Regions from separate parts of the Mus musculus genome. Here region 2 is linked to region 1. A link is a loop called in an ENCODE intact Hi-C map of the cell type or tissue named here. Cell type or tissue: heart. All regions are shown on one strand.

What was found. Hi-C counts contacts between places; a loop is a spot of excess contacts. Peaks named below come from ENCODE experiments on the same cell type or tissue, not always from the same donor. Only the 100,000 strongest peaks of a DNase experiment are listed, where the experiment ranks them.
Region 2: it touches region 1 in a loop (5-fold over the local background); 6 of 42 quality-filtered maps call a loop at or near these places.

Annotation. Positions count from the first base shown.
Region 1 is chr9:89,788,710-89,796,709 of GRCm38, forward strand. No RefSeq gene overlaps it. Among named protein-coding and RNA genes, the nearest start is that of Mir184, 9.6 kb to the right of the region's middle. In heart, a CTCF peak has its summit at 4,552 (motif pointing left); no DNase peak of the experiment used is centred here.
Region 2 is chr9:89,732,385-89,740,384 of GRCm38, forward strand. Ankrd34c (ankyrin repeat domain 34C) reads right to left here and starts at 6,091. Exons shown (of 2, transcript NM_207260.2): 1 at 5,699-6,091. In heart, no CTCF peak of the experiment used is centred here; no DNase peak of the experiment used is centred here; H3K27me3 peaks cover 1,798 bases.

The DNA.
Region 1 (8,000 bases):
TGCTATGGGTCCATTGTGACAAAGGAGTGAAAAGATGGGGGCCACAGAGGCTCATAGTGAAGGCCACGCATGGCAGAGAGTCTTACCTCAACCAAGACAGCCCTCTTCCTGGAGCCCACATGAAGAAGCAATCAGACCAGTCTGAGTCCCCAGGGCTTTAAGAGTTCTGTGACCTCAAGAAGTCTCCAACATATGAGCAGAGACAAAGCAGAATTTTGCCCACAGCTCAGGGGCAGGAGACTTCCTGAGATATTTCAGCATTAATCATCACCCCTCTTCCAATTCAGGACTTTTTCTCCATCACCAGGACAATGAGCATCTCATAATAAAAAGGAAGACTCTTCGTCAGAAGGGATGAGCAAAGTGAACCTGCAAAGGTAACTTCCCCTTAGCTCAGAAGACTCCATTTGTTGAGGCTGCGCAGGATATCAGGAGAGTGGCTGAAACAGAGAATCAGAATCAAAGACTCCCCAATGCAACACAAGGGACTCTGCTAGGACACAGGCGTACTCTCAGTGGACACATAGACAGCTAAGGGGAAGCTCGCATGCAGCACTCCCTAATAGCATGATTGGGCAGCTCAGAAATCTTCCTCTAAGCAAATCTTTCACAGCTTTGGGGCTGAGAATACTAAAGGATATCATCAGACAATGAGCTTTTACAGAAACGAGAGAAGCACCATCCAGCCACATGGACACAGAGGCGCAAGTTGTGTGAGCCAGGCTGAAATCACCAATGTGTTCTTCAAGCCTTCAGCCGAGCATCTAGAACAACTCACCCCATCGCTGTCAGTGCCTCTGAGCCCATCAGAGTTTCTTCAGCAAAGCAGAGTGGCTGCAGGATGGAAGGCTAGGGCCACTAACAGTGGCCTGAATTGGATGTCCATACATCATCTGATAGTGGTGACCACAGAGTCCCACTTAAACATGGACATATGAAAAAAAGGGGGGGACAGTTGCCCTAAGCCTGGTTCTCAGGGCATCTGAGTAGTCCTGGGCAGAATGTCTGAAAATGAAGACAGACAAGGGAGAAGCCCACCACACTTGACATAATTGAATCAGAGAGTGAAGACATAGCACAAACCTCAGAAGAGAGGACAGCAGAGTCTAGGGTAGGTTCCAGGCTCAACAAAGAAGGGCTATAGTTGAAGGTAGAAAAACAAGGGGGAAACCTGGTGTTTCAGGGCTCAGAGCTTTGACACCGTTTTCTGGCGATCAGTCAGGTCAACCCATTCTTTAGTTGAGGAAACAGACCTGAGATCACTGAGACCTTTCAGCACTGCAACCAGCCCCAAACAGGAGCTACACAATACCCATGAGGACCTGGTGGAGCTTGGGATAGGAGCATCCTGTGTGTAGACAACAGCAGACTAAAGTCTATTCTGCTTGTACGCTAACCAGTCCTCATGGGGCCGCGGGATCATTCAGCCACGACTAGGTTGGTCCCTAGAGACAGAGCCCTTGGGGTATATTTTGACAGTGCAGATTTAAAGCAAGCAACACAAGAGCAGTGCAGCTGGAGACTCGAGCTCCCTCCTTCTCTGCTTCTCCCATCAGCCCACAGCCTCCCCTCTGGATAGCTTTTGGGAAGCTATCTCAAGACTGGTACTTTTTAAAATATATTTTTAATTTTTTTGTTACACCTCAATTACTCATTTTGTTGGGGAGGAGATGTGTGCACACATAAAGGGCAGAGGACAAAGTGCGGGGGTTAGGTTTCTTCCTCCACCATCTGGATCCCCAGACTCAGCGGCAAGCGCCTTCACCCACAGAGCCCTTGCAGGCCCAACCTGGTATTTTTATGGGGCCCAAACCATTTGTGTGATGGTGACATACACATCACTGGTCCAACAATTTCTTCCAGGACCCCTACTGTTGGATGACTTAGTGCCTGAGACAGCAGAAAGTAGGAGAGAAAAACAGAACTCAAGAGACCTAGAGCTCTAACCTCACTTCTTCACAAATAGCCCCCTGAAGAACCACTATGGGCGTCCAGGAGTACACGAGGTCTCCATCTGTTTTCTTGTTCCAAAACCAACCTCTCACTATGAATGATAACAACTACCTCACACTTGAAGTCTATACAATTAGCAGCCCCCGTAGCAATTAGCAGCCCCCGTAGTCAGTGTCTCAGAAGCAAGCGAGGCCAGTTCAGAGCTGCTATACAGGAAAAGCATTCCTGTAAGCCTTCCTTTGCCCTAGCCCTGGACAGCAGGGAAGACTAGAAGCAGGGATAGGTACTGTCCAGGAAATGCCATATTTGCCAGAAGAGAGAATTTTATCCTGCTCTTCCTGGCAGGCCTTTTTTTTTTTTTTTGGTAGGAAATAAGGTATTTCTCCCCCCACCCCCAAGTGAAAGGAGCGCCGCTTATGGCTCCCCAGTCAGACATGCGCTCTGTCTACAGACTTCCATCTATGTTTGTGTGAGCTATGCTTGGAGAAACAAGATGTCATGGGGGTCGGGAGGCACAACCAAGAAAACAGGAAGCAAGATCAAGGAAAATGGATCATACCTAGCTGTAGAAGCTCTCCTGACAGTGCTGGCCCAGCACAAAGACAATTGCAAAAGAGATGTGAAGAAAACACCTGTCTTCCCCTTCTCCACCCACACTGACCCCATGGGGGTGGGGGGTGGGGGTGGGGTACAGGCAGAAAGAGCAGACCATGCCACCACCCCTCAGCCTAGCCTAGCTTCCAGGCTTCATCTCAAACAACAGGCTCACCCTGTCTCACCTGCGCTGGGGAAAAAAAAAAAAAAGAAGCGCTTTAAATAGATGTGAGACCAGCATCTGCAAATGAACAGTGCTGAGTTCTTCATAAAGGCAACTGACAGAACTTTCTGGAAGGAGACCGCACCATCCCTGACAGGGCTGTTACCCAGAGAAAAGAGCTCGGCAAGAGTAGGGGGATTTACAGGGGGGAAAAAAAGAACAAGCTACCTCGCCTTCTTATTGCAACCATTCAGTAAACAAGTCACATTTTCATAACCTGGTTAGCTCAGAGGTTTTCTAAATCTGGAAGCAGGCAAGTGGGGCCAAGGAACATAGATACAGCCGGAGCAGAGCTGCACTACAGAGAATCAAAAGGTCCCTTTATAAAGGCTAGCCATGGCCACAATGGAGAGGGGACAGGAATGCCAGTCTCTGAACCTAGATTGAAGTACAGGCAAGGAGAGATAGAAGCCAGCTAAGTGCTAGGGAATTCTCTGTGGCTATTCAAAAGTTAAGTGACCTCTTGCTACTGTGGCAGAACCTTCCCCTAAAGAATAAAGATTTCGGAGGACCAATCGTTGGGCGAGGAGTAGGCGGGACTTCCAGGTCTAAGAGGGGAAGCAGGAGAAGATGGTTGGCTGGTGGATGGGAGATGAGGAGGCCAAAATGTAGTGGAGGCGCCCTTTTTCAGGTGGCGGATCTGTTGGGACCCACTATTGGAGGATTTAACTTAGAATGGCTTACAAATTAGGATGCTAGTTGCTGTGCCCAACGATTGTGTTACCTGTTAATTCTGAACTAAGTTTGTGTGGTATTTTCCTTCATGGTGCAACTCAACTGAGTTTCAGAGAACAAGGGCAAAGCATGGGTTTGCAAGAAGTGCACCCCCAAAGACCATGGGAATTTGGAAGCGTGGGGCTGGCATGGCAACGACCCACCATGGGAACTTAGCACTCTACAAAGTTGAGAATGGGGCCATCCTGCCTGCCGGTGCTGCAGGCGTAGCGTGGATTGCTTTCATAATTCACGTAACAACTATGTATGTGCCCTAGTGGTTGACTCAAAGACACAATTCAAGGGCAAAAAAGAAAAAACTCAAGTGTAATGGCATATACCTTTAATATCAGCATATGGGAGGCAGAGTTGGGCAGATTTTTTTGAGTTCAAGGCTAATTTGGCCTACATAGCCAGTTCCAGGTCAGCCAAAAAAACAGGCACAACAATAAGAGACAGATCCAGATGTAAAAGATGAAAACCCTGGTCGCATTTCACTATGAAAAGACTCAAACCACACATTAAGACCATTTGTGGGCCAAGACATTGCTGCCGTTCCTTTAAAACAGCTATGCTTACAAACGTGAAAGTTATTGGTGTAATCGGCCAACTGGGTACCAGAAAATAAAAAGCCTGTAATGCAGTTTCTGGCTGCTTCCGAGAAATCCCACAATCCAAACTGGAAGAGCCTACCAGCGGGGCCGCTTACTCATTAGTGTCTCCTCAGCATCCAGCAAGGATCATAGTAGCTGCACGATGAACGTTTCCTGAATGAACCGCCGAGTGAATAATAGGATGGATGGGTGGGTGGGAGGGCGGATATGAATGAATGGCTGGGTAAGTGGGTGGTAGATGAATGAATGAGTAAATGTATGAATGAAGCCTTTGAACTATAAGCATCTTTCCCCCACGGAACTCCCACTGTACCACTAGGTCCAGGCTGCAGACTTCTCCCAAAGGAAAAGATACTTGTGTTATGAAGTGTGTGGTCTTCAGCATGACAAAAGTAAACTGGGCCTCGAGTACTGACAGAAACAGCTTCAAGAGTCCGCCCTCTAGCGTCCAAATGGTAGACTGCACCGTGGGTTTCACCCTGAACAACCACAGCTGCTTTTCAAGTGGGATCACAGCAGCATCTTGCCTCCCACAGACCTTCTTGGTCTGTCGGGGGCTTTCTCCTATAATGAAATGGAGTCTGAGTCACCTTCTTTTAAATCTGGATCTGCTAGGACAATGAAAGAGGTGCTCTAGGTGCTAGGTTAGAGGCAGCAATACAATTGCTCCAGCCCTCCTGGGACACTGGTTCTAAGATCTTGACCATGCTGTAAAGAAGCCAATACCAACCAACACCACTAGAACATGTGCAAGTGTTCCAGACACATCCCTGGGACAGTTCTGAGCTGAGGTACAGCACCATCTTGCCAACCATGTGAGTGAAATATCCTCAAAGTTCTCCTCTTAGGCCCTAGCTGACATTACGTGGAGGAGAGGCAAACTAGTCCCCTCAACCCTATCTATATTGCAACTTTGTGGGGAAAATAAATGAAGGTTGCCAGTTAACCACAAAACATCACAATAACTGTGCAAACGCAGATACTGAGAACAACAAAAAGTTAGCTCGAATAGGTCAGAAAAGGATAAATTAGCAATATTTATTAAACATCCTTAAAAATCCCTATACCTTAAACCCAACATCCCATTTTGGGTGATTTAATCCTTGTAAAGAAAGTGAAAATGTATTTTTAATGCTGTATATATGCACAGTGGAGTTTTATTCAGGTGTAAATTAAAGAGTGGAATTAAGACATTTGTGAGAAACAGATGCAACTGGAGATTATCATGTTGATGAGAGTAAGCCAGGCTCTGAAAGACAGATACCTCATATTTGTATATGTGAAATCTAGACTTATACACTGTACTCATGTGTATGAGTGGGAAGGAAGACCCCTAAGGTGGGGGACACAAAGCAAGGTAATAAAATATATGAAGGATGGAAGCAGAAGAGGGGACTACTTGATGGATGGAGGGGGCTGACCTAAGGAGCTAAGGGGGGCAGGGAGGGCAGCAGGGATGCAAATAGGATCAATGTATGTGATATTTATTATGAAAATGAACATCACACTGAAATCTATTATTTATGATGGCAGAAGCCTGAGAATGTCAAACAGAAGGCTTTCCAGAGCTCCAGAAGTGAGTTCAAAACCACCCTGTGAGACTCGAGACTAAAAGTAAAAAAAAAAAAAAGGTCTGGGGACCTGGCTTGATGGCAAAGCACTTACTGGGAGTGTGTATGGCTCTTAATTCAAGCACCAGTGCAGCAACAATAATGTTAAAGGCACGTAAGAGAAGCACTAGTTAGAAAGAAGGGATAGGCAGGAAGATGAGAGGGTAATGGGAGATGAAATGAATCATAATATACTGTATACATGTAAGATAGTTCCAAAAATAAAGTAAAATAAAATCAAAGCACTGAAGACCACCCAAATACTTAACAGAGATTGAGTAATTCAATCAGTATGCCTTCTAGGGCAGTATGTTTCTAGTACAGGACTCCCTGTGGCCTGTCTGTTGTTCTTATAAGATGAATTCTTAGGGGCTGGAAATGGCTCAGCAATTAAGAGCACTTCCTGCCCTTCCAGAGGGCCCGAATACCTTTCCCAGTACCCACATCAGATAGATCATAGCTGCCATCACCCAGTTGTAGGGGACTCAGCATCCTTTTCTAACCTCCATGGGTACCTGCACACATATGACTATGCTCTTGCAGAGATACACCCATGAGTGTAAATTTGAAATTATTATTTTAAAAATATATCCTTAGTGAAAAGGAGGTGAGCTGTATCAAAGGTACCCACGATTTCAGTCACAACAGAGAATTTCCCACAAGGCCTATAGTAATCTATATTCCCATCTATGATATAGAATTTGACATTTCTCCATACCTTTAACAAGTGTCCTTAGGTAAATATTTATTTTTCTGTTTGTACTTCTTTTCCTATAAATTTTCACCTTGTATAATTCATTCATCTTTCTATCTTGGCTTTTTTCTCATCAATTTGTATCATTTGTACAACTGTCCTTTCTTATTGAAAATACATTTTATACACTATATTCTGATTTTCTTTTCCTCTTCCTACTCCTCCCAGTTTCCTCCCAACTCTTCCTCCCATCTGGACACACAGCCTTTCTGTCCCTTGTTAGAAAACAAACAGGCCCTTGAGAAATAAGAATAAAATAAAATATAATAAAACAAAAAATCAGAATTAGACAAAACAAACAAAAGAAAAGGAACTTTGGTTTTTTTAAAGCTTGAGAAACAGATATAGACACAGAGACACAAACATTTGCTCACACAGGACTCCCACAGAAACACAAAACTGAAAGTCATCACATAAGTGCAAAGGACCTGTAAGATTCATTTTGGGTTGGCAATCCACTGCCTGGCATGGGCCTACCCTTTAGAGTGGTTTGTTTGTATGACTGAATTTTGCTGGTCATACGACTTTGAGGAATATTCTATAAGGGTTGTTCTGGCCTATATAACAGTCACTGTGCAGCTATCTGCATCTAACTAGCTGAGCTTACATAAGATGAGGAATTCATTTCTTCAGTCATACCAGCTTTGCTTCAGATGTCAGTAGATCCTTGTGGCTGGTGACAGTGGCGTTAATAGTGTGGAATAGACCATTCTTAGAGTGTGAAGGGTTTGGTATGCATCTCTACCCACCACTTACCATCCATCTTTATGTTGCAACACAGCTAACTCAGAATTTTTATATTTAGGTTAGTAATCATTTTTTTGTAATTACTAAGTATGCCCCCCCTTATTAAGTAAGCTAATCCTATCCCAAGATTATTACTTTAAAGGTTAAAGTATTCTAAATTACATTTGTTTGATTGATTGATTGATTGATTGATTGTTGCCTTGGGAGAGACAGACAGTCATGTGCCACAGTGTCAGTGTGGAGGTCAGAGGACAACATGTGAGAGTCATTTCTTTCCTTCCATTATTTGAGACCTGGAGATAGAACTCAAGTCACCAAGTTTAGTGGCAAATGTTCTTGAATGCTCAACTGCCTTACCAGACCCAAAGCTTCCATTTGTATTGCTAATATTTTACACCACGGTTCTTCCCCTAAATATTTTTATTTTCTTTTTCTATATACACATGTATGGTGTGTGTGTTTGTGCATGAGTGTTAGCCTGTGTGTTTGTGCTCATGTAGGAGTGCACATATATGTGTACATGTGGAGGCTCAAGGTGGATGTCAGGGATCATCTTCCATTACTCCTCTACTTAATTCAGTGAAGCAGACCCTCTAAATCAAACCCAGAGCTCCCCCAGAACATGCTTGGGGATTTCCTGTCCTCTAAGACTTCAAGTACAGGCAAGCTGCCATGCCCATCCAACATTTAGGAGGACTCTGGGAAAATGAAATCTGGTCCTCACATTTATGCAGGAAGCACTTGACCACTGAGCTCTGGACTCAGCCCTAGGTCTTTAGATTACAAAGTGT
Region 2 (8,000 bases), 56 kb before region 1:
AGAATCATCCCCTACAATGCCAGCTCTTCTCACGTTCTGCCTACCTTAAAATGTAACTGTTTCTTAAATATGCCCACTATCCCCCCTCCTGGCACTGCTCTTGTTTCTAACTACAAGGACTCCCTGCTCTTCTTTAATTATTCATCATCCTCCAAACATCAGCCCAAATGCTACTTCCTTTGTAATCAAGAGAAAAATCAATCAAGGTCCAAGAGGAAAAGTTGAGTAAAATTACTATGACTCATATCTACACTATATAAAGAACTCCTCCAAATCACTTCCTCCAAAAAAAGATACACAAATGACCCATGAGCTTTACGTGATCATCAAAGGTACTCAGCCTCATTACTACTGTAAGAAAATCAAATCAAAGCACAAGGTACCACTCAATGTTGCACAGAATAGTAACCCAAAGGATGCAGGAAGTCAGAGCCCATCAAGAACCTGCTGGAGTATAAATAGATACCACTTTACTAAATTAAAGCCTACATCCTGATCCAGTCATCCCATGCCTAGGTTGATACTTGTGGTAAGCTATAAACCATGACTAAATTCTCTTGTCCTGGTATATGTGTGAAGAGTTGGCCAGTAAAATGGGCAAAATAACACTGTCACTTTTTAGTAAAGCCTTTTAGACCATGAAACATCTATGTTTTCCCTCTTGGAACCCGGCTGCTTTAGGAGGAAGACTAGGTTATCCCACCAGAAATGTCTGCTAACTTCTTGAATGTAGGTGAGACTATTTTATCTGTGTAACTCCAAATACCTCTCAGGTAATTGTAACTGAGTAAACCAACCAATAAGCTAAGAGGACCATTGGAAAAATAATTCTCTCTCCTGAGGTTTTTTGTTGTTGTTGTTATTTTTGGTTTTTTGTTTGTTTGTTTGTTTTTGCCTTTGGAGTATAAGAAAAGGCACTGTAGAAGACTTTCAGTTAATTAATATGATTTTTGTCTCTGTTCATTTATTCATCACCAAACCTAGTCTGTATACTGATGTCAGATATGAAGGTAAAGAGATTATGGAATGCAGACACTTATAATTTAGAAGAAAGATAATAGTAATAACTTTTATGTTATGCTTGCCATGTACCAAGCAATGTGCTGAGTAATGACAATATTTTTATACATTGCCACTTAATCCTTACAACAATAGCATGCAATGAACAGTAATATTGTCCCTTTCTTAAATTGAATTTCAAACTGGGTGTTGTCATGGAGATAAAGCCACTTCTCTAAAACTACGTAAGTACCAGGTTGGAGGGTTAGAGTTTGAATCCAGCAGTCTCACCTCAAAGTCCATGTTCTCACCTCTGTGCGAAATAATTGTAGTTTGATATAGTAATTCCAAAAATAGAGTGCGAATATACAGCAGGGAGAGATGAATACCATGAGGTACTAAAGATTCAGATTAGGAAAGGATTGTTAATGAACACACAATTGGGATAGCCCTTGAAAAGGGTGAATGGGAGTTTCTTGAACCAAAATATGGAAGACACTACACCTAGGGTTATAAAGGAAAAGGTAGCATAGCACAGAAACTTAGAGAGCCTTGTGGTAGATAGTCAGGAGTAAAGGGGCACAGGCATTGGTGGTGAGATAACTGGTGGGACCAGCAACACCCTTTAGACTGTTGTCCTGAAAGTAGATGCTGGTATGTGGAAATATCAAAGAGTGGAGAGGTGTAATAGAAAAGGTGACATAATCATTGGTGAGCGGGTGGGAATGGATTGGAAGCACTGTAGGAGCCTGTGGGGGCAAAGAGAATTGGGGATACCACAGTACAGAGGCTGAGGCTGAGTGAAGCTGGAGAAAATCAGGAAGGTGGAACTGGCCAGTAATATATTTTATGGGAGAGTCAACCAAACCCTGGGATTTTTTTTAGTTGAAATGTGTCTTCTATTGTCCCCACAAAGTGAATGCTAAGCAGACCTGAGAAGACAGGGCACTTATTAGGGTCTCTAAATTTGCATCTCTCATTGGAAACAGCTAATATGTCCTCTGAATTTTGAAATCCTATCACCTTGACTGCCCTATGGACCGTTATTTTATCTTTAAAACATTACCCTATGCTGGGTCAGTAAAGCACTTGCCTTCCAAACATGAGGACCTGAATTTAGGACCTAGAATTCCTATGAAAAAGAAGGGTAGGTTGGACTGCACTTAGCAACCCAGTGCTGGGGAAACAGAGACAGAAAGATTTCTGGTGTTCCCAGAATATCCAGGTAGCCCATTTCAGGATTTCCAGGCCAAAGACAAATGCTGTCTCCTGACCTGCCCACTACACACACCTCTCTATGATCCTTTAGATTTTAACTTATTTAACATAACTATGATGAAGACTCACAGGACTTTCAAGGTATCAGGGCTACAAGATAAATGCCAAAGACTAAACACCCTCAACATCCAAAAGTTAAATCATGTACTGTCTGATTGGCATGACAGAGTATGAGTGTGTACCATCTTTGTCTTGAAGTCTTTCTGTTATTTTGTTGTCCTTGAAACTATAGAATTATGTCCCTTGTTCAATCTTCATGATTAAAAGTAGGAACTAAAAATGATAGGCTTTGAGCCATTTTCTCTTTGAACCTAGAATCATTCATTACCACATCTTTCTGTCTTTGGTCTGAGTATATCAGACCATGTCTACAAATTAAAGGCCTGAGAGCCATGTGGCCCACAGTCATCATGCCACGGTTTGACTGGCAGGACATTTTAAATGTTCTTAGGTTTGTTTGCTTGATTTTCTGTGTGTGAATGTTTTGCTTGAATGTGTGTCTATATACCATGTGCATGCCAGGTACCTAAGAAGGTCAGAAGAATATGTGGAATGGCTGTGAGGTGACATATAGGATTGAGAATAGAACCTGGGTCCTCTGCAAGAACATGTATTCTTAACTGCTAAGCCATCTCTTCAGCCCTTGGCATATTTTAATTGTTGTATTTGAATATGCTGGGGAGAATTACTCGTTACTCAGCATGAGAAAACCCTATTATTCTCTATAGTCTTACAACTAGAGCCATTCATACATTTGTGACTTATCTGGGTCATATAGGTCAGGGGTTTGCACAAAAGCAAAAGGCCACCATGCCATTGCTTTGCCATTTCTCACCCTTCCTACTGCTGACCTCTTCAAAGTTGTTAGAAGTCTCAAATAAGACAATAAATGCAGAGGCTTTTCTCCCCAGAAAGCTTAAGGTGCATATGATCATGTGAGTCATCATAAATTGCTTTGGTAAAGATGTGATGTCAGAATATCATTTACTTCATGGCTACTCTCTTCAGTCTCAGGTCCAACAATTTTCCAGTTATCATCGCTCATTTGTCATATAAGCAGATATTTTAATAATCTGAGAGAGATTATGCAAAAGGAAAATGTCTATAGACTATTTGTGAATATCTTTACAATTAGTAATGCCTTACTGAAATGGCTTAGGTAAATTTTGCTCTAAATGACCCAAAGCAGGCTTCTAGGACTTTTTAATAAACATTTTATAGTCATTTGTTTCTGGATATAGTTTCATCTTGTTTCCCCTTTACTTTTTCAACTACTACTGAATACAAGCCTGGTATCTTGTGACTCTTTAAAGATGGTTTTGAGATCATTTGAACCAAAATAGAATATAACTAATATAAATGTATTAGGTTGATTCAAAGTTAGTTTATAAGTCACATGTTAATACTATCTAAATATGTTTAGTGCTGAAATTACCAAAATCCACACTCCTAAGGAAGTACCAGTCCTAGGCAGGAGGGCTACAAAACAAAGATGCCAAAGAGCTGTCTAGAATTTCAGCTCTGTTGCTAGGTAGGTACATAAGGCACTGGAATTCAGACCCAGGATACTTCTGCCAAATGAGTAGAATAACTCCAAGTCCTGACTACTTCACAGTATTGTTATAAGGATCAAATGGTAGGCAATATGTGAAGGTCCTGCAAGAAGTCCTGCTTTAAAAATCCCAAATGGTTACTACACTGTAGTACTCTTGTCACACATCCCATCCATGGGGCCTTGCCCTGCTCTGAACCCAAGTATAATAGTATTGTGCATGACTGTCATTTACACCTCCTGTTCTGTCCTCACTAATTCCACCAACCACAATTAAAATCCAATGAACATGAACACACACACACACTGAGAGAAAGAGAGAGAGAGAGAGAGAGAGAGAGAGAGAGAGAGAGAGAGAGAGAGAGAGATTGATTCTGTCAGGGAACCACTATCCTAATGCTAACATTTTTTTATTCATTATTTATTTTTGAAACAGGATCTTATATATCTTAATGTCCTCAAAATCACATGTAAGGGAGGATAGCTTTGAACTTCTGGTCCTCCTGCCTTCCCCTTCAGAGTATTAGATTGCAGTCATGCAGGCTCCATGCCTGGTTTTACAGATTCTGAGAGTCTTACACAGGGTTTTCAGCATGCTGGGCAAACATCCTACCAACTGAGCTGCAGTCCCAAACACTGGTCCTTAATTAAAACATATTCAGTAACTTTGTCCAAAGACACAGCACTACAAGTCTGATCTCATTCTGTCCACGCTAACCCCCACTTCAGAGCTGTTGCACAAAGGGACTTAGCTCAGGCTTATGGTTCCACTTGTGCAGGCTGGGGTGGAGTTTAAGATTCAGTCTGCTGTAACAGTCCCTGTTTGTATAAACTTGGACAAGCCTCTTAGTCACTCTTGCTTCATTTCTCGACTGAAAAATGGGAATAAAAATAGCATAGAAATGGAACTATTATGGTATATAAAATTATACAATCTATATAGAGCATTTGGCACCGGGTGTTGGCATGCGGTAAGCGACTTATAAAAGATAAGTACTTTGGAAAGTTTGGATACACCCTCCCAAACAGAGGAGGCCACTTCGTTTAGCTGCAGCATTCGCGGAACCTTGGAAAGATACCTTTGCACTCCGCCCCTTCCTTCTGTAGTCACAGGAAGCAGTTAGAAGCCGATTAAAAACTGAACTTCACAAATATTCGTCTTTTCGGTTCAAGAGCCCCGTTTTGCCAAACCCAGGGAGTCACCGCCCACCATGCAGAGGTAACTGCGGAGGAACTAAACAGCGCCTCTGGCTTAAAGCTGCAGGGGTGGAGGTGGGAAAGGGCTCTGTCCGAAGTGCTGAAACCCGGGGTGTGGCTGCGCCTGGTGTATGGGAATCCATTGCTATCAGTGTCTTTGGGTCCCTTCCTGAGGACTGATTATGGGTGGGGGTGGGGTGGCGGAGTCAATTGAAGTCAGAGCCGTAAATGCTCCTCCCATCATTTCTCAGAAATTCTCAGACACATACACTTTACAATTTTGTGCACATTTTCAGAATCACACCTTGTCTTTGCCCACTCCCCACAGGTTTATGCAAAAAACGTAAGGCTTTGCTCCAGTTTTAGTTCCTATAAAAACCCAGACGCCCAACAGCCTGCCCCAATCTGCAACCATTTCCTACAAAAGTCCCTGGCTCCTACGCATGTCATCCCCACGCGTTAATGCAAATATATATATTTTACATTAAATCCTTTCATTCCAGTCTCCCACAATTTCCTGTGATAAAAACAGGCTCTCTCCTACCAGCCCCGCCTCCTGCCCTGGCTAGAAAACGCAGACTTACTTCTGGGGAGACTCTAGACTCACCTAGGTGACCAGCAGAAAGCCTTTGAGGTGCACTTAACCCGTGGGGGGGGGGCTTACCTGCTTACCCAGAGATGCTACCTTGGTCCAGGACTTGGACAGAGCCATCACTTCCACAGCACCTCCTCCTGCGGCTTCAGGTTGGCTCCAGGAGGGCTCTGCCTGTCTGAAGCAGAGCCAGAAGCTGAACTAGCCCTGTCTTCGTGGATGCCGTTGAATGACTTGCTCAGAACTTCTTCAAGGGCCACAAATGAAACCTCTGTGCCAATTATTCGAATCACCCTGATCTTCCAACTTGTGGTGGCCAAGGAGAAAGAAGTATTTAATAAGAGAAAGAAGTATTAAAGAAATGTGAGGATGCTCCCTAGACTGCAGCTTCTAGCTGCAGAGCTCCTGCGCAGCCCAGTCCTGCAGCTTGGCTTCTGCTGGCTGGCTCCACTGCTGCCCGCTGGCGCCCGAGAAAGGCTCTCCAGCCGGGAACAGAGAGGGCTGTGTGGGTGGGTGTGAGCGAGGAAGCTGAAAGGAGGGGGCAGTGAGGGTGGGGGAGGTGCCTACCTGCCCCTGTGGGGAAAGGAGCCGCTGCCCCTCCCCCTTGTCCCTAGTTCTCCTTGAAATCAGACTTGCTTAACAACTTGGCAGGAGCCTTTGAGCCCCTGGTGTATTTGCGCAAGTGAAGAGTCTATTCCTTGGGGTCTGGAGATTTGAACGGACCTTTCCAAAGTCTTGTCACCGGTAGGGATTCAAACTCGTGTCTGCTTTGCTTTTCCTATGGCTCTGCCTATTTCAGATTTCCTTGATAAACTTGAGATCTCAGGATGACAGTCCACAATGAGAGAATCTGATTGTGTGTGTGTGTGTGTGTGTGTGTGTGTGTGTGTGTGTGTGTGTGTGTGGTGGCTCCACATGGCTACTTCTGGATTGCATCAACTCCAACCTTTAACCCACCTCCTTCCTACTTCTATGACTTCCCATGGAGTCAACACTAAACAATTTTTAGTTATCTTTTAACTAAATTAATTCATAGCTACTGCATATTATTCAAAGCAGAGTACGGTTTTAGCAAGTGGGTGCCTCCTTCCACTGAGCCCTGTAGACTCCTTTCCCCACTAGTCAGCTTCCTAGAGGTAAGTTGAATTTTCTTCTAAATTTCATGCACACATAGCATTGATTTACCCTACCCCAAAATGTCCTACTTCTTGACATAATTTTAGTGATTTCTATATTTCTTGAAAATTATCTCATTTATATGTTCAACGTTCCAGCACAAAGTTTCAAAGTATTGTCTTGCTATTTTTATGTATGTATGTATGTATGTATGTATGTATGTATGTATGTATGTCTCTGACACTGTTCCAAAAAAATCCTCTTTGCTTTCCTAATACTTTCTGTTGAAATTGTCTATCACTTCTCTTTTACTTATTTTAAAACCAAACTTACTAGATAGCTATCAATGTTACTGATCTTTTAAATGGATCGATATTATTTCCTACTGTGCTTTTATTAGTCAGCAGTGCCATAGTACTACACATGGAAGTTTCCATTCAGTCCCCATAATTTTTTAATGACTTGAGTTCTGTTTATGGAGTCCCCTTAATCCCAGTAAAAGTTAGTATAGTCACTTCTACATTTCCCATCTTGCTAAGTGAGACTTTCTACCCCAGAATCTCAACAGTGTTTCTTTCCCTAAATGTTTTCATGGTTTGTAACTATTATATTTGTGCAAAGGAGTAATGCAGAGGTTAGAAGCCAATTATTCCACATCACCCCTGAAAAATCCATTTTTTCATCCCCTGATTTAGCATGCTACTTGACAGTGTTGCTGTAGGGTTAGGGGTTAGGGCTAGGGTCTGCAAACTCTACTTGCATAGTCTGTTCTTTTTGTGCAAGCATACTGCTGCATTCAAATTGTTTATTTACATAAGGGTAGTTTATTCCACTCCTATGAATAAAATGGTGCTTGTTAGAGATAGCTGATCATTCATTGAGTGATACCAACCTAAAAGGATGATTCTGCCAACATTCCAGTTTCCCCCTCAGAAACATTTCAATTATTAACATGGTTATCTATTCATTGAGAGTTCCTTAGATGACCCTCAAAAACCATCTGTGCCTCATGGATTTTTAAAAGGACAGATGATTTTTATTTTTACCTTGGTTGAGTCAATTTTGAGTAGTGTGTATTTGCTTAGAAAAAAATAGACCATGTCTTTCATATTTTCAAACTGTAGTTTCAGTTACAAGTTATCTTTCACAATTACTCATCTTTGAACCAAATCTTTTTCCCCCTTTCATCATCACAGTCCTGTACTCACACATTAGCTTTGCTACCTGTAACTAATATTATTTTGCTGTCTTTGAATTGTATGACTT